Linked DNA regions of Mus musculus: regions 1 and 3 are each linked to region 2. Evidence: chromatin loops called from intact Hi-C (ENCODE). Cell type or tissue: left cerebral cortex. All regions are shown on one strand. Links, peaks and the distances in the headings refer to the core of each region. The heading gives the core; the rest is flanking DNA.

Evidence for each region. Hi-C counts contacts between places; a loop is a spot of excess contacts. Peaks named below come from ENCODE experiments on the same cell type or tissue, not always from the same donor. Only the 100,000 strongest peaks of a DNase experiment are listed, where the experiment ranks them.
Region 1: a loop joins it to region 2, with 8 times the contacts of the local background. A loop is called at or near these places in 7 of 42 quality-filtered maps.
Region 3: a loop joins it to region 2, with 11 times the contacts of the local background. A loop is called at or near these places in 15 of 42 quality-filtered maps.

The regions. Positions count from the first base shown.
Region 1 is chr5:12,536,847-12,545,335 of GRCm38, forward strand. Sema3d (sema domain, immunoglobulin domain (Ig), short basic domain, secreted, (semaphorin) 3D) reads left to right here. Exons shown (of 18, transcript NM_028882.4): 9 at 4,171-4,285; 10 at 5,736-5,805. Among named protein-coding and RNA genes, the nearest start is that of Sema3d, 160 kb to the left of the region's middle. In left cerebral cortex, for the core only: a CTCF peak has its summit at 4,648 (motif pointing left); a DNase peak (open chromatin) is centred at 4,625.
Region 2 is chr5:12,379,970-12,388,458 of GRCm38, forward strand. It overlaps Sema3d (sema domain, immunoglobulin domain (Ig), short basic domain, secreted, (semaphorin) 3D), which reads left to right and starts at 3,197. Exons shown (of 18, transcript NM_028882.4): 1 at 3,197-3,705. In left cerebral cortex, for the core only: a CTCF peak has its summit at 3,495; DNase peaks (open chromatin) are centred at 3,494 and 3,849; H3K4me3 peaks cover 1,680 bases.
Region 3 is chr5:12,026,795-12,035,283 of GRCm38, forward strand. No RefSeq gene overlaps it. Among named protein-coding and RNA genes, the nearest start is that of 4933402N22Rik, 110 kb to the left of the region's middle. In left cerebral cortex, for the core only: a CTCF peak has its summit at 3,420 (motif pointing right); a DNase peak (open chromatin) is centred at 3,426.

The DNA.
Region 1 (8,489 bases), core at 314-8,313, 160 kb after region 2:
AAGGAGATAGAAATGGATCAATTTTCATTCTTCTATATTATAACCACCAGTTGTGCCAGTGCCATTTGTTGAAAATGCTGTCTTTTTTCCACTGGATGGTTTTAGCAACTTTGTCAAATATCAAGTGACCATAGGTGTGTGGATTAATTTCTGGGTGTTCAATTCTATTCCATTAATCTACCTGTCTATCACTGTATAAGTACCATGAAGTTTTTATCACAATTGCTCTGTAATACAGCTTAATGTCAGGCATGGTGATTCCACCAGAGGTTATTTTATTGTTGAGAATAGGTTTTGCTATCCTAGGTTTTTTTATTATTCTAGATAAATTTGCAAATTGCCCTTTCTATCTCAGTGAAGAATTGAGTTGGAATTTTGATAGAAATTGCATTGAATCTGTAGATTGCTTTTGGCAGGGTAGCCATTTTGACTATATTAATCCTGCCAATCCATGAGCATGGGAGATCTTTCCATCTTCTGAGATCTTCTTCAATTTCTTTCTTCAGAGACTTGAAGTTCTTATCATACAGATCTTTCACTTCCTTAGTTAGAGTCACACCAAGGTATTTTATACTATTTGTGACTATTGTGAACAGCGTTGTTGCTCTAATTTCTTTCTCAGTCTGTTTATCCTTTGTGTAAAGAAAAGCCATTGATTTGTTGAGTTAATTTTATATCCAGCTACTGCACTGAAGCTGTTTATCAGGTTAAGGAGTTCTCTGGCGGAAAATTTTGGGGTCACTTATATATTCTATCATTTTATCTGCAAATGGTGATATTTTGACTTCTTCCTTTCTAATTTGTATCCCCTTGATGTCCTTTTGTTGTCGAATTGCTCTGGCTAGATCTTCAAGTACTATATTGAATAGGTAGGAACATAACAACAAAGAAAGTGGGCAGCCTTGTCTAGTCCCTGATTTTAGTGGGGTTGCTTCCAGCTTCTCTCCATTTACTTGATGTTGGCTATTGTTTTGCTGTATATTGCTTTTATTATGTTTAGGTATGGGCCTTGAATTCCTGATCTTTCCAAGACTTTTATCATGAAGGGGTGTTGGATTTTGTCAAATGCTTTCTCAGCATCTAATGAGATGATCATGTGGTTTTTGTCTTTGAGTTTGTTTATATAGTGGATTATGTTGATGGATTCCCGTATATTAAACCATCCCTGCATCCCTGGGATGAAGCCTACTTGGTCAGGATGGATGATCCTTTTATGTGTTCTTGGATTCGGTTTGCGAGGATTTTATTGAATATTTTTGCATCGATATTCTAAGGGAAATTGGTCTGAAGTTCTCTTTTTTTGTTGTTGGATCTTTGTGTGGTTTAGGTATCAGAGTAATTGTGGCTTCATAGAATGAATTGGGTAGAGTACCTTCTGTTTCTATTTTGTGGAATAGTTTGAGAAGTGTTGGAATTAGGTCTTCTTTGAAGGTCTGATAGAACTCTGCAGTAACCCACCTGATCCTGGGCCTTTTTTTGGTTGGGAGACTTTTCATGACTGCTTCTATTCCTTTAGGGAAAATGGGATTGTTTAGATCATTAATCTGATCTTGATTTAACTTTGGTACCTTGTATCTGTCTAGGAAGTTGTCCATTTCATCCAGGTTTTCTAGTTTTGTTGAGTATAGCCTTTTGTAGTAGGATCTGATGATGTTTTGGATTTCCTCAGGTTCTGTTGTTATGTTTCCTTTTTCCTTTTTGATTTTATTAATTAGGATACTGTCCCTGTGCCCTCTAGTGAGTCTGGTTAATGGTTTATCTATCTTACTGATTTTCTCAAAGAACCAGTTCCTTGTTTGGTTGATTCTTTGAATAGTTCTTTTTGCTTCCGCTTGGTTAATTTCAGCCCTGAGTTTGATTATTTCCTGCTGTCTACTCCTCTTGGGTGAATTTGCTTCCTTTAGTTCTAGAGCTTCTAGGTGTGCTGTCAGGCTGCTAGTGTATATCTCTCTAGTTTCTTTTTGGAGGCACTCAGGGCTATGAGTTTTCCTCTTAGGACTGCCTTCATTGTGTCCCCAAATTTGGGTATGTTTTGGCTTCATTTTCATTAAACTCTAAAAAGTCTTTAATTTCTTTCTTTATCTCATCCTTGACCACGGAATCATTGAGTAAAGTGTTGTTTAGTTTCCATGTGAATGTTGGCTTTCTATTATTTATGTTGTTATTGAAGATCAAAGGCTGGTTATTCCTTAACTGTTAAATATGTATATTAAGCATCTAATTGAAGATACAGCAAGAATATTCTAATAGGTGAAGAAATTAAGAACTTGATTTTCTCATGGTAACTTAAAACAACTAGAAATTAAATGCTATATTTGATTTTACTATCATCAAAAAGGCAGAAATTCTAAATGACATACTTGATAAAACAAAACATCAAAAACCTCACCTAAATCCCTCTATGTTTCTTTTGATTTTAAGCACTTTCTATGTACTTAAAAAAGCATTGTGTTTTTATTTTACATATGCATAAACATATAAATATACATTTTTATGTGTAACCTCAAGCACATATACATTAACCTACAAATATATTCTATTGTTCTAATGCCTTGGAATCATTTTAGGTTTAGAGAAAAGAGATACTTGTTGAGTGTGGTTGTTCACCCATTTAATTCCAGCTGTGGGAAGTCAGGAGAAGCAGGATTTCTGCTAGATTAAGACAAAATGGTCTATACAGTGAGTTCCATTGAAGCTAGAAAGGGCTACAAAATGAGAGCCTATACCATATTTTTACAAAGAATAACAGGTGAGAAAAAACTCTATGAGGTTTTATGTTTAATTTATTAAGTACATGAAGTGTACTTTTATTCAAGATCAATACCTTTTAAGTTTAAAATTATCTTTTACTTTATATTGTTATTTGTTATAATTTTAAAAAATAAATTAAGAAAATAATAATCATTTCTTCGTTTTATTATATTGGTCAAGAGCTATTCCTGTTGAATAGGGAAGATTTTAAATGAATGTTGCATATTGTGCAACTGTGTGCTTTATGGTAGTTTCTCTGAAGATGTGAGGCTCTCTGGTCTTCCTTCTGTGTCTTCTTTTTTCAAGAATAAATGTATATGTGTGTGCACATACATACATGCATACATATGTGGACTCGGTTTTCTTGCTTCGTGTAGTCAGTCATATATTTTCTTCAGTTTGGTCTAGATCATAGACATTAAGCAGCCCAGAGAAGGTAGGTACTAGATATTCACATATAAAGTTTGTCAATTAAGTTTTTATTAACTTTTCTAAAAATTAGAATGAGGAAAGACAAAAGACATAGTAACATAGTTAAATATAAGTAAATTGATAGAAACTGAATCTAAGAATATTTTATTGAAATAAAATGTTTAATGTGTGCATTCCATGAATCATCTGCATTTTATTTATTATGAGCAACATAAAAAGCTAGCTTATTCAAATACATTTTTTAAAGTCTTATAAACAGTATACAAAGGAACATAATTCTATTTATTCTATTCGTTTGATATGGATATTTATATTTGTCTTGATGTTTAAAACCATTTTAAATGAAAAATACTTTTGAGTAGAAGTTTTAGCCAGATTAATATTCAAAATTATTTTCTTATGTATGTATATACTTATGTTTCCTTGATGTTTAATTACTAATACATCAGTTTAAGAAATACCACTTTTAACTCTATAATGAATCCTATTTTAAAAACATTAAAATATTGTTCTCCAATACATAAATGATACATAAGTCTTTCTAATGGATATTGAACTCAAGTTGTCTGGCAATATACTAAATATATTATGCAAAATTTTCCATCTGATCATCAAAATAACTGAATTTCAAGTCATTAATCATATTTGGTCAATGACAAACTAGAAATGTATTAGCATTTTCTAAGTCATGAAACAAAAACTTGGCAGACATAGGATTGATCCCAGCCTGCTTTAATTACTGCAGTTTTGCATGCATTGACTCATTCATGAGTTAAACTGCTTGCATTGCATTCAATTAAGCATAAGACAACTTTTACTGTTGAGTGAAAGGCTTTCCATTACGGAGGAGTTGAAGTACATATTAAGGCTTCATGCCTTGTAAAGGTAATATTAATAAGATACTACCTGTAATGCCTACTGGCTTTGTTTGATCTATATAGATTCGTATTGGTAACTTTTTAACTTTTCTATTTTCCGTTCTTTTAGAATGATGTAGGTGGGCAACGAAGTCTGATAAACAAATGGACAACTTTTCTAAAGGCAAGACTGATTTGCTCGATTCCTGGAAGCGATGGGGCAGATACCCATTTTGATGAACTCCGTAAGTCGCATATTCATTGTTTCTTAGAAAAGCGTAACTACTTCATTTAGTGATTCAACATTTATTTTATTTTAGCATCAAATACTCAGATACACACAAACACACACACAGCCTGAGGGAATTGTTCTTTACTGAATTGACATCAGCACAGGTGAAGCCTTTGTCAGTATAGATATACAATATAATGAAGTATTCATGTATCTGAAAGATCCTCAAATTAAATAAGGAAAGCAAAATTATAGTAATGAGAGGTGATGCGACTAGACAGTCTATCCACCCAATCCTTTTCCTTTTCCTTGTTTGGAGCAACCTTCTACAGGGAGGAAGTTTGTATTCCTTGTTCTGATGATGCCCTCTGCTGGGGAATATGGAAGACTTGTTGATCACAATCATCGGACTCAAATCCTTCAGAGAGGCTCCAAACAGATTTCTTTTTCTTTTCTTTTCTTTTCTTTTCTTTTCTTTTCTTTTCTTTTCTTTTCTTTTCTCTTCTCTTCTCTTCTCTTCTCTTCTCTCCTTTCTTCCTTCCTTCCTTTTTTCTTTCTTTCTTTCTTTCTTTCTTTCTTGCTTGCTTGCTTGCTTTCTTTCTTCCTCTCCTCTCCTCTCCTCTCCTCTCCTCTCCTCTCCTCTCCTCTCCTCTCCTCTCCTCTCCTCTCCTCTCCTCTCCTCTCCTCTCCTCTCTCTCTCTCTCTCTCTCTCTCTCTCTCTCTCTCTCTTTCTTTCTTTCTTTCTTTCTTTCTTTCTTCCTTTCCTTCTTCTTTCTTCCTTTCTTTCTTTCCTTCTTCTTTCTTTCTTTCTTTCTTTCTTTCTTTCTTTCTTTCTTTCTTTCTTTCTTTCTTTCTTTCTTCTTTGTTGTTGTTCCTCTTAAATTTAGTTCTGGAAAGATATTAGTTGCATATAAAGTCAACATTATTAACTTTCTATGTTTTAAATTTTATGAAACACGCAAAATGAATAAGTCCTCCAATTACTCCCTAAGTGTTATGTGATTTACTCATATTGAAAATAAACACATCTGTATCTCACATAATCGTCTAAAACATTCCAATACTCCTTCCCTATCAGTGCTGCATTCACTACATATGCATGCAGCTGGTTTCATATGAAACATTATCTTGAAGCCATCACAGCACAACATGTTTTTAAACTGGTGAGTAATATCTTCTCCCAGTCCGTGGTTTTGACTTTATATGAAGTCACATATTCTTAATTGGAAAGAGTCATGAAGACTGCCAACTGAGTCATTTCTTTTATATTTGTTTGAAGTATACCAATAGAGGTTATGTCACATAACTGGTAAGAAAGCTTTTACCCTTAATTTCTTAATATTGTAGTGATTCATCATTATTTTATGATATACTTAGAGTTCATAAAGTTTTATAAATTGTTAAAATACAACAGTAATACTGTAAAACAAATATGTGATAAATAATTATTTTTCCATTAACAGAAGATATTTACTTACTCCCTACGAGAGATGAAAGAAATCCTGTAGTATATGGAGTCTTTACCACAACCAGGTAGGTTGAACACAATGCTCTTCTTTTTTTTTTTTTTTTTTTTTTTCCATTTTTTATTAGGTATTTAACTCATTTACATTTCCAATGCTATACCAAACGTCCCCCATATCCACCCACCCCCACTCCCCTGCCCACCCACTCCCCCTTTTTGGCCCTGGTGTTCCCCTGTACTGGGGCATATAAAGTTTGCAAGTCCAATGGGCCTCTCTTTCCAGTGATGGCCGACTAGGCCATCTTTTGATATATATGCAGCTAGAGTCAAGAGCTCCGGGGTACTGGTTAGTTCAAAATGTTGTTCCACCTATAGGGTTGCAGATCCCTTTAGCTCCTTGGCTACTTTCTCTAGCTCCTCCATTGGGAGCCCTATGATCCATCCATTAGCTGACTGTGAGCATCCACTTCTGTGTTTGCTAGGCCCCGGCATAGTCTCACAAGAGACAGCTACATCTGGGTCCTTTCAATAAAATCTTGCTAGTGTATGCAATGGTGTCAGCGTTTGGATGCTGATTATGGGGTGGATCCCTGGATATGGCAGTCTCTACATGGTCCATCCTTTCATCTCAGCTCCAAACTTTGGCTCTGTAACTCCTTCCATGGGTATTTTGTTCCCAAATCTAAGGAGGGGCATAGTGTCCACACTTCAGTCTTCATTCTTCTTGAGTTTCATGTATTTAACAAATTATATCTTATATCTTGGGTATCCTAGGTTTGGGGCTAATATCCACTTATCAGTGAGTACATATTGTGTGAGTTTCTTTGTGAATGTGTTACCTCACTCAGGATGATGCCCTCCAGGTCCATCCATTTGGCTAGGAACTTCATAAATTCATTCTTTTTAATAGCTGAGTAGTACTCCATTGTGTAGATGTACCACATTTTCTGTATCCATTCCTCTGTTGAGGGGCATCTAGGTTCTTTCCAGCTTCTGGCTATTATAAATAAGGCTGCTATGAACATAGTGGAGCATGTGTCCTTCTTACCTGTTGGGGCATCTTCTGGATATATGCCCAGGAGAGGTATTGCTGGATCCTCCGGTAGTACTATGTCCAGTTTTCTGAGGAACCGCCAGACTGATTTCCAGAGTGGTTGTACAAGCCTGCACTCCCACCAACAATGGAGGAGTGTTCCTCTTTCTCCACATCCACGCCAGCATCTGCTGTCACCTGAATTTTTGATCTTAGCCATTCTGACTGGTGTGAGGTGGAATCTCAGGGTTGTTTTGATTTGCATTTCCCTGATGATTAAGGATGTTGAACATTTTTTTCAGGTGCTTCTCTGCCATTCGGTATTCCTCAGGTGAGAATTCTTTGTTCAGTTCTGAGCCCCATTTTTTAATGGGGTTATTTGATTTTCTGAAGTCCACCTTCTTGAGTTCTTTATATATGTTGGATATTAGTCCCCTATCTGATTTAGGATAGGTAAAGATCCTTTCCCAATCTGTTGGTGGTCTTTTTGTCTTATTGACGGTGTCTTTTGCCTTGCAGAAACTTTGGAGTTTCATTAGGTCCCATTTGTCAATTCTCGATCTTACAGCACAAGCCATTGCTGTTCTGTTCAGGAATTTTTCCCCTGTGCCCATATCTTCAAGGCTTTTCCCCACTTTCTCCTCAATAAGTTTCAGTGTCTCTGGTTTTATGTGAAGTTCCTTGATCCACTTAGATTTGACCTTAGTACAAGGAGATAAGTATGGATCGATTCGCATTCTTCTACACGATAACAACCAGTTGTGCCAGCACCAATTGTTGAAAATGCTGTCTTTCTTCCACTGGATGGTTTTAGCTCCCTTGTCGAAGATCAAGTAACCATAGGTGTGTGGGTTCATTTCTGGGTCTTCAATTCTATTCCATTGGTCTACTTGTCTGTCTCTATACCAGTACCATGCAGTTTTTATCACAATTGCTCTGTAGTAAAGCTTTAGGTCTGGCATGGTGATTCCGCCAGAAGTTCTTTTATCCTTGAGAAGACTTTTTGCTATCCTAGGTTTTTTGTTATTCCAGACAAATTTGCAAATTGCTCCTTCCAATTCGTTGAAGAATTGAGTTGGAATTTTGATGGGGATTGAATTGAATCTGTAGATTGCTTTTGGCAAGATAGCCATTTTTACAATGTTGATCCTGCCAATCCATGAGCATGGGAGATCTTTCCATCTTCTGAGATCTTCCTTAATTTCTTTCTTCAGAGATTTGAAGTTTTTATCATACAGATCTTTCACTTCCTTAGTTAGAGTCACGCCAAGATATTTTATATTATTTGTGACTATTGAGAAGGGTGTTGTTTCCCTAATTTCTTTCTCAGCCTGTTTATTCTTTGTATAGAGAAAGGCCATTGACTTGTTTGAGTTTATTTTATATCCAGCTACTTCACCGAAGCTGTTTATCAGGTTTAGGAGTTCTCTGGTAGAATTTTTAGGGTCACTTATATATACTATCATATCATCTGCAAAAAGTGATATTTTGACTTCCTCTTTTCCAATTTGTATCCCCTTGATCTCCTTTTGTTGTCCAATTGCTCTGGCTAATACTTCAAGTACTATGTTGAAAAGGTAGGGAGAAAGTGGGCAGCCTTGTCTAGTCCCTGATTTTAGTGGGATTGCGTCCAGCTTCTCTCCATTTACTTTGATGTTGGCTACTGGTTTGCTGTAGATTGCTTTTATCATGTTTAGGTATGGGCCTTGAATTCGTGAT
Region 2 (8,489 bases), core at 357-8,356:
TGTGATTATTCATAGTATAAAAAAAGCTCAGAGTGAAGACTTAACGTGAGGTTCAGATAGATTTGCATTCCAGTTGAGTAATCATACATTATCTACTGTCCATATCTCATAATGAGAAGCAGTTGTGTTCTCCTGTAATTAATATGTAAAAGATAAAAGTTAGATATGCTGTTTTCAACCACTAGCTAAGTATACCTAATAGTTTGATGCTGTAAAAAATATGAACTAAAAACTGAGTGAATTTTTATGATCAAATAAAATAATGTATGTGTGTGGGGATTTTTAAATGCTTACAAGGAGAAATACCTTATAGAAGATAAATTATGTAAACCACGTTTAACTCATGGTATCACTTATTCTAATTAAATATGGATTATCATATGCCCCAGTTTCAGGCTTATCTTTCTGTATTGATGTGTTAATATGTAAAAAGTACATCCCTAAAGTGGTATTTGTTGTAATTTTCATATGTGCTCATGCTAGAACAAGTTTTTACACTTGATTTTACACTTTTTTTTTTGTCTCTGGGCATAAAATTTTCAATATCTTTTTTATCCTCCTTTCTTTCAAAAATCAATGAAGTTATATTTGTCTGGGGGAACTTTGCTAGAGGGAAATAAGACAGTAGACTTCATGAGAAGAGTCACAGTCTAGTAGCTTGTCCTGAGAACACTTCCCAATTATGAGATCCAGTCAGGCTGAAGTTCTGAACCCGGTAATTATCTTCTGCATGTCTCTGTGCAGCAGGATTCGCCATATGCAATTTACTTAAACAGTTTTTTATAAATACTTGAAAAATATGTATTTTCTCTACCCTACACTTTTCCCCCAGTCTGAAGCAGACACACTAGAGGCAATTAGATACTCCTAAATGATGATGTATGTTTTTCCATTCTAACTAAGGATTGCTTGTTGATCCTAAATAGTAATCCCTGGGCACAAGTTAAACTGCATAATGAACCTTATATTTTAGCAAAACAATGTGACTCCCCCATCCTAAGTGTCACTGCAAGAATTCAGATAGTGTATAGTTCCATAGGACAAGAAGCCACTTTCCTTTGATGACAATAATCTCAGCATCCTGGAGTTTTAAAAGCCAACCTACTGGGATACAGTACAGTTAACAAACATTCCAGTGGGAAAAGTTCAGCAACTGAGTATTTCCATCGTATACACTGTTTTCATCAATGTATCCACACCCACAGACTGCTGAACACCTATCACATTTAGGACATTCTAGTTAAGAACTCCAAGTCTCAGTATGCTACAGACTCAGCTGAGACCATTCATCATAACTTGGGACTCTGCAGTTGATTCTGCCGGCTTCATACTCAGAGTAATTAAAAGGAAAGAAAGCACAGAACCCACGTCCCAGATGTTCTTTGCTCATGGTGCATTCAGAAGGCTCCAGCAGATTCAGCCTAAATTTGGAGTGAGGGTACTTAAAACTAAACCGTTCAGTGCTAATTCCTGAGCATCGGATTAGGGTCTAGGGAAATAAACACACAAACAACCAGCATGTTGTATTGCGTGCAGGCACATGCCTAACTAATTATGATATAACATGAAAAGGGTTTCTAATAATACTGAAATCAGAGTGCTTTAGGAAAACAGGAGGGAATGATTAATGCTGTAGAGGCTTTGTGGAAAGTTGAAATGGTAGCAATGAGGAAGTATCCTTTAGTGTAAGGATACTAAGCTGCATGATTTAGACATGAGGGAAGAGGGGGAATCAAGAGTTAACAGCAGTTCTAGCTAACCATCATATTCTAGCTAATAAACTGAAAAATATTCAAGAATTAATGAATAACTCTTTAAAGTAGATAACTCCTCACCATGAATCCTCCTTGTGAAAAAGCACAAAGCTCTGCTGTGGGAGTTAAAAAGAGGTATTGGGTCCTTACACGTAGTTTGAATTGTTGATGAATAGTTAATAATGTGAGCAAATAAAACAACGCAAAACTAGAGGCTAATGCCAAACACACTAAAGTTATGGTTAATTATGAAAGAACAGCACACTGACAAGGACAATTCTGGAAGAAGTTGCTATGGGTTGAGGTAGTCCATGAAGATTTCATTTTTCCTATGTGCAAAGAGAAAAATTATGGGGTTGGTTGGTTGGTGACAGGCAAAATCAACGTTATAGAGATCAGCAGCATGGGACACAGTAAAGAACCTCGGTCAGAGTCAGGAAACTTAAGCCCCTCATTAGGATGACTCTGCCACCAGCCACCTACAATGTGAAGTGACTCAGCTTTTGTGGTTCCCTGTTTTCTGGACTGGAAGGAGGCTGCTGAATTAAGTGTTTCTTTCACGCCCTTCAGTTCTTCCATCTTTTTACCCTCGTCTTCTGACCACCTCCAGCTACCAGACAGATCCGCTGTCATTTTTGAAGGTTGCATGGGAACCTTGAAGCTCCTGTGTTTAAACCCATCACACACTCAGAAACCCCCCCCCCCCAGCTGTTTGGTTTCTATGGGAACAATTCAAGAGAGTTTTGCAACCTAGGTTATGATTAGCAGTAGAATTTGCCATGGTGCTATCTACAAGACTTGATTGTACAGGTCCTTTCTTTGTCTTTATGGATGGCTCTACATTAGCCTGTGAATTTTGAGAAATTCATCAAAGTAAGCTATTTATACAGGATTTTCTTTGGATCTCCCCTCCAAACTGGGGAATATTACTTTCCACAAAATATGCCCGAAGTTTGTGCTCATATTCCTTCATATTATTCTTGTTGTATGATTAACGTTTGTAAATCTGTGTGTGTGTGTGTGTGTGTGTGTGTGTGAGAGAGAGAGAGACAGAGACAGAGACACAGACAGAGAGACAGAGATCACCCCCATCTCAGGCCAGGTGAAGACTCTATGTTTCAATGCTTCCACCTGGAACTTCAGGGTTGTCAGTCACTGAGGAGGACTAATTCCTGATCCTGTTGCTCAACCCTTCAGGCTCACTAACTGCAGGCCAAAGTTTTACAAAGAAACACCTGTACTCTTCCAAGGCAATTGGAATTTTTAAGTGGCAATTGCTCCTGTCTGAGGTCCTTGGAGTACTTTGTGAAAGTGAAGGGAATACAGGGGTTCCTAAATTACCCAGGCCCAGACGAAGACGTCACAGGCTGTTTTTACTGATGGACAGATACCTCATCCTCCCCCAAACACAAACACTCATAGATCCGGCCGGAACTACCTCCAAACCCACCCTGGACAGCGCGGCCGAGACAGGGAAGGTTTGCTCGCTCTGAGGGATTGCCAGCACATCAGAAGTGGCCGGGAGCTGGGGGAGGAGACTGAAGGGAGAGGTAATCCCTGGCGTTTTGAGCATCCCCTTTTTAGAAAGAAGGAGTCTCTCCCAGGACAGCTGCTGCGGTCACACCACAAACTTAAAAGCCGCCCTCCTGCTTGGAGCGTGCCTTTCCTCACCACGCTCGCTGGCCTAAGCGCCAACTGGTGGGTCACTGTCCGAGAGAGAGGCGCTGCGCTCGGGGGACAGGAGCGCCCCCTGCCTTCCCGCTTGGCCGTAGCCGCGGCCTCATTGCTCTGCCAGGGCCGCCTGTGCGGGGTTCAGCCCCGGCTGCCGCTCCGAAGAACTCGCGCCTGTGCCCGCGGTCGCCATCCTCTTGGCTTCCTTGGGCTGTCCTTTCCTCTCTCCTGAGCCTGCGACGTAAGGAAAGGAAAAGCGACAAGAGTTGCTAGCAGGAAGGTAAGTCTGTGATCGGATCACCTGCTATTCCATGGGAGGGTGCTCTAGCAACTTAATGTTAAGCAGGGATGCGGGGATCATTGTGGATCCCAAGTGATAATCCGTAGCGACTGGGGTGTTGGGGACCTGTGCCGAGTCTGAGAAGGAGCTGGAGAGCACACAGGATGCGGAGACCATGGTGGAGATCCTATGAGCTCCGCTCCGGAGATTGTGCGACAACTGGGGCTCAGTGCCACCTCGTCACTATGTTTCAGAATCTCATTTCGAAGTCCCGCCAGCCTGCGCCGCCAAAACTTTGCTTCCTGGGGCGTCCTGCTCAAGAACTCTGTTCTCTCCCTGGATGCCAGCTTTCTAGACCCCTCCCTAGCCTGGATAGCCAAGGGAGTTTAAGGACATACTTCCAGACTCCCAATTACAGGTTCATTTGGAGCCGCGATGGTAGGGAGGTCCCGGGTGAATTAAGCAAAGTGCAACAGCGCCTAGCTCGCCCCTTTCTACTTGGGCTGGGGACACAGTAGGTGAGAGAGAAGTTGTTGTTTTGATTGTGGGAAATTGAGGTACGATGTCCCTTTTTTCTTGCAAAGGAATTGCGACTGGCGCTGTCCTGGAAATGCGCATCCTTTTTGCTGGGGCGGACGGGTGGGTGGGGTGGGAGGATTTGAAGTCAGACTCTAGCCTCGGAGCTTGTTGTCTGTGAAGTGAAGTTGTGTTTAAGTGCTCTGGGGCCAAGGAAGCCTCTGTGGCCCCAGACATGAACCCCACTGTGCACTTGACCCCAAGGACGCTGTCAACTGTCCCTCTTGCTCATGGTCGCTAACTGCCCTGGCAGCCTCTGAAGACCCGTTTTCGGAACTGATATTCCTTTCCTGGTGACTTGTGCTCAACCTCATGGCTTTGCTTAAGTCTCAGTGCTAGGAGGGACTTGACAGGAGGAGGAGACATCCCTGTATTGTGGCAGGGCTATCTGGAATGTGGGGGACTGGATTGTAGATAGCCCTGGCAGCTGGGGACGCTGACCTCAGGCATTAGGTATTAAGGATGTCGGAATTAAATTGGCAAACTTTTTACCATTTAATGTCAGTCTGTAATAAAATGCAGTATCCCAACGTGGACTCTTCTTTCTCCACCCAAATCCTTTACTTCACATGCCTCTCTAAACGGGAACTCCTATTTGGACCAGAAAAAGAACAGTAAATACCAGGAATGGGAAAGGACCTAAACTCTCAAGTTCCAAGGGGGAGGGGGGCAAAACTCTTTAATATGTGCACAAGCATTGGGAAGGTGGAGAAATCAACCGAGAGAAAAGAGATTACATGTGCATAAAGGAGATGATAAGAGCCCCCTACTCCTGTGTATCCTTGCTGCTTTTGTGTAAAAGCATGGCAAGGGCAATCAGTGTCTTCTTCGTTTGGCATGTGGAAAGAAAAATGTGAAGGATAAGGAAGGGAGGGAGGTTTCTGTCATCACTCTGTGGAAGCCTTCAGCCCTCCCTCTTTTTCTAAAGCCAGAAGATGAGTAGGAAAGATCAAAACTGGGAGTGATTGTCCACACCCATCAGTTGCTTTAGCCTCCTGTAGTTTTGGAGTCCTGGCCAGTGACAGGCAGGCTAAGTGATGGTCCAGGTCAGGAGATGGGAACAGACCTTGGCCCTTAAAAAGAAAGGCCAGGAAGTGATGTGTGATGAGATAAGGTGAGGCTCGGGAGGGAGTTGAGAGATAATTAAATGGTACCAATTCAGACTGCCAAATTTTCACATGGAATTTACCCACTTATGAAATGGAAAATTGCTGGAGAAGGGAAGTGACATTTATCAAACACCCATTGTGTCCTTGTGCTTTGTATAGTGTTTTAATACTCTTGGAATTGTGTAAATGTTCTCTGGATGATTAAAAAGGAGAAATTAGTATTGTTCCATTTGGCTTTTATGTCACTTGTAACTAATCATAATTCTTAAACATTACATTGATAAGGAGAATATACTAAATCCCCACTCTGTTCATTTTAGAAGCATCAGTAATGAGCCAACATGGTATTGATTTGTGTGAACAAATATATGTTGTAAAGGGTAGGGCTGCTACAGGGGCTCATTTATTAGGGTGTGGGTTGACCTCTTTCAGGAACCTAGGATAGCTTCCCATGACTGTGAGGGAACTTTTTGAAGACCTCTATTAGCAACCATTTATATGTCAAGAGCGTTAAATAGGTTGGTTGAAGACAGCATAAGTCATCTCTAGACCTATAAAGTTTATAAGAGTAAAGTTCCAAACATACAGACACAGAATATTTTAGAAATTACAATGGCGTCCGTGGTGCTATTAAACGGAATAAGGTACCGTTATCCACCCGCGACTCTGATGGTGAGAACACCTCTCTTGATGAAGGTGTCCTCTGTCCCAGGTCCTACACATGGGAGCCTTCACACTTGACACCACTGTGTTACCTTCACAAGGTCTCCTGCTCCTTGGAAAGAAGAAAGGTTCAACTCCAGGGATCTTCATTCAGCTTTCTGAGGGAGAAGTCTGTTGAAAAAAAATGTCTGTCCATGCAAATGTCTTGAGAGTCTCTGGAAACTATTTAAGATGAGTAGAAATTCTAGGTGAAATGATAGAAAAATAATTACTTCCATTTTCCTTTCCCATGTACAGAACTGCTTTCATAAGCAAATTTTATCTAGTGAGCTTGTCGTATGGTTTGGAGGGGGAAGTTGCACAGAGATAAACTGATTGTATTATTAATTATTATTATTATTATTATTATTGTTGTTGTTGTTGTTGTTGTTTTGTTGTTGTTACAAGGCCCTTTACTTTGTGTGCAGAGCTGCTTGTGTCAGAGTAGTGATTATTTTTATTCTCAGGAAAGTCACCAGTATTATCAATGACAAAGCCAAGCAAGCTTCTCTGACACAGGTTTGAACTGGAGTCACCTGCAAGCCTCACGATTCCCCTATTTTCTCTTCCATATAGGGGCATGTACTTGAAGTAAAACTAATGTAGATTTTATCTTTCATATGATTCATTGCATGGACATGGCATGTTAACTGTCATAGAGTTTGCAGAAATTACCAGGTGTTACAGTAGATAACTTCCAGGACTAGCACCATTTCATGGCCTAGCAATTCCTTTAGAACGGCTGGGCTAAGGTTCTGCCACGTTCTTATGGATGGGGACTGTCTTATTTCAATGGACCACTCTTTCTGGTAGTAGTAGTAGTATATCTTAGCTTGTTTAAAACAACTCCATTATTTTGGGGTAAACAGAAGTAGACTAAAATTTGCTCCTCCATTTTAAGGCTTAATACTTTAATGACACATTCTTTGAAAATAATACTTCTAATGTAATGCTTTATTTAATAAACAAGAGTAGCAAAAGATCTGTTTTGGTAAAATTTTATTATCACTATAAATACATGGAGCTACCTAAAGTACCAAAGTAAGGTTTAAAGGTATTTGATTCTTCCATATCACAAGCCTTGAGATGAAAACAAAGTAAGAATTCGCATTTAGGGAATATAGAGCAATAATAAACATGATGATTGACACTTGGCAGTATTTGATGGCCACAGTTGTGCATGTCTCACAATTTGGGTTTTTAAAACTTCCCTTCCTCTAGGAAATTGTGGCCAAATCCTACCTTACCTTTGTGGCTTTGAAGTTCCATTCCTATTATAGTCAGATAGTTCAATAGTTTTTCTGCATGTGCTGGTTGTAATTACTGACTAGACTTAGAATCTGAAGGGTAAGAATTTATCTTCTCTTATCTTTTAATACATTTAGTTAATACAGTACAGAGCATATACCACAAACTATTGAAATCTAATTAATCTATTAATAGTGTTTTAAATATCTATAATATTCACAAAACCACGCATTTAATGACTAGGTTCAGACTTTATTGTCTCGATTATAGTGAGATATTTTCTCATATCTGAAATTACAAATTTCACATCAAAAAAAGTGTTTAGAACCTAAGAGTTTGTGATAAAGAGGTATATAATTATCACATAGGAAGGGCACATAATAGTTATTTTGTACTACAAAATTTACCAAATACTTGGGTTTTTTTTTTTTTTGCAAGAACATAATTAATCAGGAAGAATTTAAACTATGTCATCTGTGGACATATTAGTTTAAATTGTAATCAACCAAATACTGAGAAAAAAAGACAGTAAAATAGATTTGTTGTAAGTAAGCCAGGCGATGGTGGCGCCCACCTTTAATCCCAGCACTTCGGAGGCAGAGGCAGGCAGATTTCTGAGTTCAGGGCCAGCCTGGTCTACAAAGTAAGTTCCAGGATAGCCAGGGCTACACAGAGAAACCCTGTTTCGAAAAAATACCAAACCAAACCAAAACAAAACAAAACAAATTATTGTAAATAAAAAATATAAGCAGCTACAACACTTTTAAGTTATATTGAATTCTGATAATAAAAGATTGTGTATATATTAAAATGTGCAGCTCTTTTTAATTATTCTGATATGTCACTATCATTAATTGATTATGCATTTTCACATAAATGCTTACGTTGTAGCATTTTAATAGCAGTGAACCAGGGGATTTTCAAGCAGGTTACTAATCTTCTATTAGTAAATGCATTCAGTGTGCTCACTCAAATGCAGGACTTCATAAGAGATGTATTCAAGCCTTAATCTGACAGGAATGAGTAAAGCAAAGCATGAAGTGACTCACTGACCCGGGAAGTCTTACCTGGATGAATCTGAATCTTCCCGCAGGAACCATCTTTTGTGTCACCTTCTGCTTAGGAAAAAAAGAAGAAACTTCCTTTACA
Region 3 (8,489 bases), core at 314-8,313, 350 kb before region 2:
TCTTCTTCCTCTTTAACATGGTCCCCTGAGTTCTGCCTAATGTTTGGCTGTGGCTCTGTTCATTTGTTTCAATCAGTTGATGGATGAAGCCTCTGATAACATTAGGTCAGGCATCAATCTATGACTTTAGCAGAATATCATTAGGTATCATTCCATTGCTTTTTTTTTTCCAGTCCAGTTTGGTCCTATGCTAGGTCTCGGGGGCATCCTTCCTCTGGTTCCTGGTCCTCCCGACAGTGTGAGAGGTGGGCTTCTCCTCATGACATAAGTCTCAATCTTGACCAGTCATTCCTTAGCCACTCCCATTACTGTGTGCCACCTTTACCCCAGCACATCATGCTAGAAAGACACATTGTAGAAAAGGCTTTGGGGCTGGAATGGTGTTCCAATCTCTCCACTGATAGCCTTGCTTGGTTATAGAAGATGAACTGTTCAAGTTCCACATCCTGCACTGCTAGGAGACTTAGCTGCACTCCCCATAACAGATGCGTTAGAGTTTCCTTGCACAAGATTTCTACATGGCCCCTAAATTGCTCCCCTCTCCAGTTGTGTCAGTACTCTCTCCCTCTGTCGTATCCTCACCTGATCCCTCCTGTTCCTGTTCCTATCTGCCTCTAGCCCACCTGCAATATCTATTTAATCGCCCATTGTAGAGAGATCCATGCAATCTCCCTCGAACCCTCCTTGCCAGTTTAGATCTTTGGGTCTGTGAACTGTAGTCTGAGTTTATTTTCCTTTACATTTAATATACACTTATGAATAAGTAAACACTGATTTCTTTCTAAGTCTGAGTTATCTCACTCAGAATGATTTTTTTCTACTTCCTTCCAACTGCCTGCAAATATCATGAGGTCATCGTTTTTAACAGCTGAGTTATGCTCTATTTTATAAATGTACCACAATTTCTTTCTCCATTCTTCAGTTGAGGGGCATCTAAGTTGTTTCCAGTTTCAGACTATTGTGAATAGAAATGTTTATGAACATAGATGAGCAAGTGTCTTTGTGGTAGGTTGGAACATCTTTTGGGTTGGGCCCAGCAGTGATACAGCTGGGTCTTCAGGTAAACTGATTCCTAATTTTTTGAGAAACCATATTGATTTTCAAAGTGGCAGTACAGTTTGCATTCCCACCAGCAATTTAGAAGTGTTTCCTTTACTCCACATTCTTGCCAGCATGAGTTCTCACTAGTGTTTTTGATCTTAGCCATTCTGACAGGTTTAAGATGGAATCTCAGTCATTTGGATTCACATTTCCTTGATGGTTAATATTAAACATTAAATCTTGACCTAAGCAAATAGAAGAGAATTAACTAGAAGAAATAATGGTATGATACAGATCTTGTGCTAATGGCTGTCCTGATATTTCTAATATTTGTGTGTATAAGTTTATATGTGTGTTTGTGTGTGCATGAACACAGACACTTGATGTGGAACATATATGGAGGTCAAAGGACAACTTTGTGGAGTGAGTCCCCTCTTTCCATCATTATGTGAGTTTCTGGGTTTCAAATTCAGTTGGGAAGATACACGAACCTTTACCTGCTGAGACATTTGTTTGAAAAAAAGATTACTGAGCTATGGAAATTGCACAGTAGTATTGTTATAAAATGTATACATTTATGTTCAGGAGAAGACAAATCTTCTCATGAACTCTATTTTATATGCTAATAATATTGGAATCTAAAATGTATAGCCTGTTGAGCTCTCTATAGAGCATTAGAGCCATTTTATTTTTAAAAAGGCCTCAAGTAGACAGGCATAGTAGCATCTAGACAAAGCTTGTCTATGTTTCCAAATTCATTACCATACTGTGTTCTGAATCTTTTCTGACACCTTACAGCATAAAATGAAATGATATAAGGATTTTATATTTTGTAACAATTATTACAAAAATACCTCGATGTTAAGAGGAAAATGATTGTCACTTTAAATAAACAGTAAACAGCATTGGTGAGATTGCAAAATAAAGTGAAAGGGTAAGATTTTGTTCGATCTCAATCTGACTGTCTTTAGCATCACTGTAAGAATGAGAATTTCTGAAACATATTAAAAATTCAAGATCTGAAGTCATACTTGCTGTATATTATTTTCTAAAAGACAATCATTGTAAAATGACTTAATTAAAAATAATTGTGTAATTATGTTGTTCAGATATCAATTGATCACATCTAAAGAAGAATGGCACTCTGTGTGTATGTGTGTGTGTGTGGTTCATATCAGTTATAAATTGCTTTGGTCATCTTTATTAAAAATATATAACAATATGATATTCTAGCTGTCCTAGAAAGAGAAGCACATATGGTTACTATAAATTGGAATCCATCTTAAGATGTGCTTTCCAGGGGAGCATGGTGAAACGAATCTGGGTTCTCATCTTCCTTAAGTCTGTGTCTCTAAATTCAGTGTAAGTGGATACACAGTAGGGGACAGCGTTCAGTATTTAAATGACAGCCTATTCAAAACATGGGTTAGTTTATCTTTCCTATAAATCACATGATCCTTGAAATATATTTTAAAGAATATTAGTGTTGCTTTATAATGTGATCATTCAACTCTATTTGAAAATACCTTTCATATTTGTAATAAGTAACAGCAGATATATTGTCATCATATATTTTCGACTTTCCAAACATATTTTATAATACATGAAACTTTTTTAAATGTCTAGAATATTTTTTTCTTTTAGGAGTATTTGGTACTATGTGCTATAATACAACTATACAATCTAATTGGATCATTTTCTGTTTTTAAATGATTTTCGTGTGTGTTTTCTTTCCCTTTAGAAGTAAATGCACAATCATAATTAAATTGACTATAAGAGGGATAAAATATTTTGCAAATTTTTGATGATGACATATTAATTTCATGATCAGCCATTAAAGATGACCAGTTTAATTTTAAAGTAGCCCTCAATTCCCTTCTACTTACCAGACTTGAATCAATAAATTTATTTTTAAGATGAGAACACTGACAGCAAATATCTCTCAGCATTGTTTGCTGTGAGGATGAAAGAAGCCACACTTCGGCAGTCCCTACTCTCCTCTGGACTGAGACCAGCTACTAAGACTGGTACAACGACAACAGTATCATAAATTACAAACCACAAAATGGTTAAAGTAATCAGGTCTCAGGTCTTCTGAAAATCAATTAGCCATTCACAGTGTGTCTATATTAAGCTGACTACATTTTTCACTAACGTTAGTTTAGGTTCTGAAAGGTGGATTAAGATGCAAAGCAATGAATAAAAAGTATACATTTTCATTTAAAAGTATTGTATTGCCAGCAAATATTGACACAGGTGCATTCCTGTAAAGATCGTTTAGAAATGGAGAGGTGGACCATTGAACTCAGAAAGAACGGCCACAACCTTCTGAATAGTCCACCTTCAGATGCTTGAAGTAGATATGCAGAGTAACCAGCAGGTGGCGCTATGTATATGAGACTGTGTGATTAATACATTGAAAATTGCAAACTCCTAGCTTTCCCTAACAAAATGATTTGCGAACAGTTTAAAAAGCACTGGAAATACAATCACAGGTTTCTGGGTGTTTTGAAATTCCCTGCTTAAATTCCCTGATTTCCTTAGATCTCGATTAAGGAGTATGTTTGTCATCTATGAGATGCATGGTCTTTAATTCAGTCTAGTTCTGGGTGTCCGAAGAGGTAAGGTACTGGCAGTTCTTTGCCTGACTTCTCTTCTTTGTCACCCATAACAACTTAGATGCTTACCTGCAAGGCCTTCTAGCATGAGTTCATGACTGTTTATTTGCAGACAGTGTTCAAATTAAAAGTGTGTATGAATGAGAAGGAATAAAGACTGAAGCAGAGGAACTCGGGATGCAGTTCAGGGATAAGCACTAGTTCACTACAGGTGTGTCCAGGCCACTTGAAAAAGGAGCAAAAAAAAAAACCAAAACATATTTTAAAAGAAGTAATTAACCTGTTATAAGGTAGACATAGGGGCACTTTCGAGATATCAAACATGATCTTGAACATTATCTGTACAATGGAAGAGGTTTGAGCTCTATTTTAGAATTATGAAGATATATGTGACTAAATACAAGATAGTAAACACACACACGTGTATGTGTGTGCACAACATGTGCATGTATATATGACTCTGTGTGTGCAGTTATCTTGCCATTCTTATCCATGAAATCTAGGAATGGAAGTCAGAGTAGCTTATAATAGCATTCCTCCAATGGCTCCTGGTGATTTTGACTACTGAAGAAAATGGTTGAGCAGGAAGATATTGCAAGATTACAGATCTCGCAAGGCTAGAAGGACAGAAAAGGGGGAACACAAGAAAAAGTTGAGGAAAGTATCAAAACTGGGAAAGGTCTTTTCTACTTACACAGGATTCATATAAGCTATGTTCTTTTTTCATCAGGGGATGTTATTAATCTGAATGTTTTTATATTATGTATCAAGTGGAAAGGCTAAAATCATGAATATCCACACACAAATGTTTGTAAATAGATGATTAGAGAACAGCAATAGACAAGAAGATAAACTTGCAAATTTAATAATTTAGACATTTTTGACAGTAAATGCATAAAGAGTTGTGAATGCTGGAATTTTCTATAATTTTCAAGTTAAAATGAAATTAAATTCATCTAATATATATTAAACAAAAATTACAGGATAAAGGGTGACATGTTGTGTTTCAATAACATTGCATATTATTTAAATCAGCTTAAAATGTATATCATCTCAAGTATTTATCATTTCTTTGCAATGATAACATTCAAAAGACATATAACTCTATCCATGTTGTTACAATGACAGCAAATCCTACTTTTCTATGGCTGAGTATTCTCTCTCTCTCTCTCTCTCTCTCTCTCTCTCTCTCTCTCTCTCTCTCTCTCTCTCTCATGTGTGTGTGTGTGTGTGTGTGTGTGTGTGTGTGTGCATGTCTGTGCCTTATGATGACATCACATCATCCATTCATCATTGATGGACACAATGGGTCATTTCCATTTGTTACCAATGAGAAACAATACTCTGATGACTATAACTCCATTCTGGCTCTTCATGTACTGGTTGCACATATTAGAGTTAAGTATTTTGAGGACTCTCCACACTGTCTTCCATAATATGTACCCTAATATATATGTCAGTATACAGTATACAACTGTTTCCAATTGTCTATGTCCTTGCCAACTGTTGTTACTTTACCCGTGCAGATTTGTCCTTTAACAACATAGTAAGAATCTCACTGGGGCTATGATTTGGATTCCCTTGATAGCTAATGATTTTAAAAACTTTCTCATCTTTGCTAATCATTTGATGCATGTTTTCCTTTGGAAATGCTTATTTTCAATGATTTTGTTTGTTCCTTAGTTTGAGCTGCTAGTACTCAGGGTTTTTACAGTCCCTAAAAATTTGTAATTTGCCCCTTGCTAGCTATAGAGCTATTCTGTGGGCTGTTTCTGCAGTCTCGTGGATATTCCATTTGCTAAGCAGGAGCCTTTCAGTTTGAAGCAGTTCTGTTCAGATGTCTGCCAGTGGTTCTCATGCTCTGAGAATCTAATCCAAGAAAGGTGTCCTCTCTAGTGCTCTGAAGCATTTCTTCAAATATTTTTTTAAATGTAAGTTCATGTTCTCAGATCTCACATTAAAATTATATATATATATATATACATATAATATAACACATATAATATAATGCATATGTGTGTGTGTGTGTATTAAATTGTGGAAGATGGAAGTATAGTTTCTTCAGTATGCAGATACACAGTACTTCTAGCAACATGCACTAAGAAGAATATACTTTGTCCAGTATGTGTTAGTGATAGCTTGTCAGAAATTGGTTGGTAGAGCCAGGGAGATAGCTCAGAAATTAAAATAATTTCTACTCTTGCCTGTGACCAGTTTGGTTCCCAACACCCATGTGGAATAACTCACAACTGCCGTAGTTGACCACTCAGAGATCTGTACCTCTTTTAGCTGTAGCAGCCACTCACATATACAATCATACACTAAAATGCAGATACACACATAAATAAAAATGATTCTTTAAAAAATAAGTTTGAAAATTATATATTTATATATATCAAGTATTTGCATTCTATTTCAATTGTTGCTATGTCTGTTTTGGTGTCAATAGGATGCTGGATTTTTTTTTTTGGGGGGTTTGGTTTGGTTTACTGTAGCTTTCCACAATTCTTTTCAGTCAAATGCTGTAGTTCTCTCTTTACTGTCTTTGTTCAAGATGACAGCTGCAACTTCTTGAACTCTTCAATCAGAATATAAATATAAAATATGAATATTTTTTCAAAAAAAAAACGTTACTAGCAACTTTGTTCAAAAAGGTAGGCCAGATATGAAACAAAACAGAAAAAAACGAAATCCATACAAAATAAATGCATCTAGGCAAACCACATTACAGTTATAGATAGAACATAAAACATAAAATGTCAGGTCTACCTAAAAGTCACCTTATTTATGTAGCCTTTAGAATTCTAATGTAAAATATTAGGTCCATACATTTTGCAATATTACATATAAATGCATATGTGTGTGCATACATGAATATAATAAAAATATTAATAGATTTATGCTCACACCATCAATTTATAAAGAACTAGGCAACTGGTTCTCATGAACAAATGTGGCCCTTTTCTATAAACTTTCATTTTCTTTCCCAAGCTCAGTTACTTAGATGATAAGAAATTGTGAAGACTTTATACCCAGAGAATTGTGGCTAAAATCATAACCTGTATTTGTACAGTAACTCTGAGATCTATAGCTCATGATTCATTGTCAAGAACCCATTCCTATCTTCAAAGAGCCATGCTCAGCCTTAGAAAGAGTGGCTGCTTCAGTTCTGCTTATAGTAATGGGCTTAAGAAGAGGGGCCAGACAAAGAAAACTGCATCTCTACTGCATTCACTGAAATGCACTTATATCCTATAGCCTTAATCTGAATAGCATATGCTTTGTGCATAGTCGCAATGAGGTCTGAGGGGATTTTGAGCCTTCTGGCCATACACTTAGGGACTTAATTATTATTTTATAGCTTATGCATTGTCTATGCATTTACAAATTTCGGACAGAAGAAGGAGTGCAGTAGGAATCTACATCTTAGAGCCAGCAGGCTGAGCAGCTTTGCTCCCACCAGGGCTCAGATTCAGGATTTTGAGTTGGTCCACCCCCAAATCTACACCATCTGTGAATTGTGGGGAAAGTGAAAGGGCCAGTCCTGCTGATTTAAAGCTGCAGGACCTCCATGACACGGGACAACAACAGGACAACCTGGAGGAGTCCTGGGAGGATCCTGTATTGATGGTGTCATAGAAGCCAGAGGCTTGAATATAACTAATGACTCATTGCAATGAAATTTACAAAAGAAGATGTGTTGACCAAGGAGTATACTGTGGGACAGACTGTGACAAGACAGCTTCCACAATGAGATGGTTGCTATGCTTTTTTTTGTTTACCTTTGTTTATTTGTTTATGTATGTGTTTTATATTGCAGCAACAGAGAGAGGTTGCAAGGGCAGAAGGTGGAGATGACGGAATGGGGAATGAGAGGAACTGGGTGGCATAATGGGAAACTCACCAAGATTCAATCAAAAGTTATTAAAAAGAGAGATCTACTCTTTTAGCAATTTGGTCAACTGAATCAAGCATGAAGTATTTAAAAAGCATGTACATCTTTACACTGTGATTCTTTTCAGTAAATTAATAATTTCTAACATGAGCCTTGGGGTTTACATCGCAAGAGAAGGACTTTCCAGCACATTCTTATTTTCTTGGATTTAACACTAAGTTTATATTATATGCTTGCTTTTTGGATCTTTTCTATAAATACTAATGATGCAATAGTTAAAAAGGGGAGAGATTTTGAATATAAGTTGTGAGTTTGTGTGTATGTGTGTTTCTCTTAACCCAAACAAGAATTATGGCTCCATCCTTGAACAATCATTGTGACTTGGGTCTCAAGTGGCATTATTGTATGTCAAAATCAAAAGATAGGCAAAGATGGAAGGATTCATTCTTTTATAAATTCTTCATTATCTTTAGTGATAGTAGGAACAGAGGAAGTTCTAAACTGTCGTTCACAATAACCTGCAATGTTCATAGATATTTTTAGGTACCTTATTCAGGAAAATAAGGATTTGACATAAGAGAGAATTGCAGGACATGTTATTATGAAGCTACTTGGAAAATCTATAAACTGTATAAACCCTAAGTATAGGCATTCACTTCTCAAGGAGTTTTTGACAATGAGATGGCTTAGCATTAGCCATGTATACCACCTTGGTACCTCTCAAGTCTTATCTGGAAAGAGTGCTAATGAGTTTTTGTTGTTGTTTCTTTGTGAAGGCTAGTCATGAGGTGACACAGATGAGATCACCTTTAAATCAGGACCCACTAGTGTTCAGAAAAGTCTTAATATTCAGTGGTGTTTATAGTGATATTTTCAGTAAACTGCAAGCTCACATCTGAGAAAGGAGAAAATCCTTTGACAAAAACAGTGTTGGA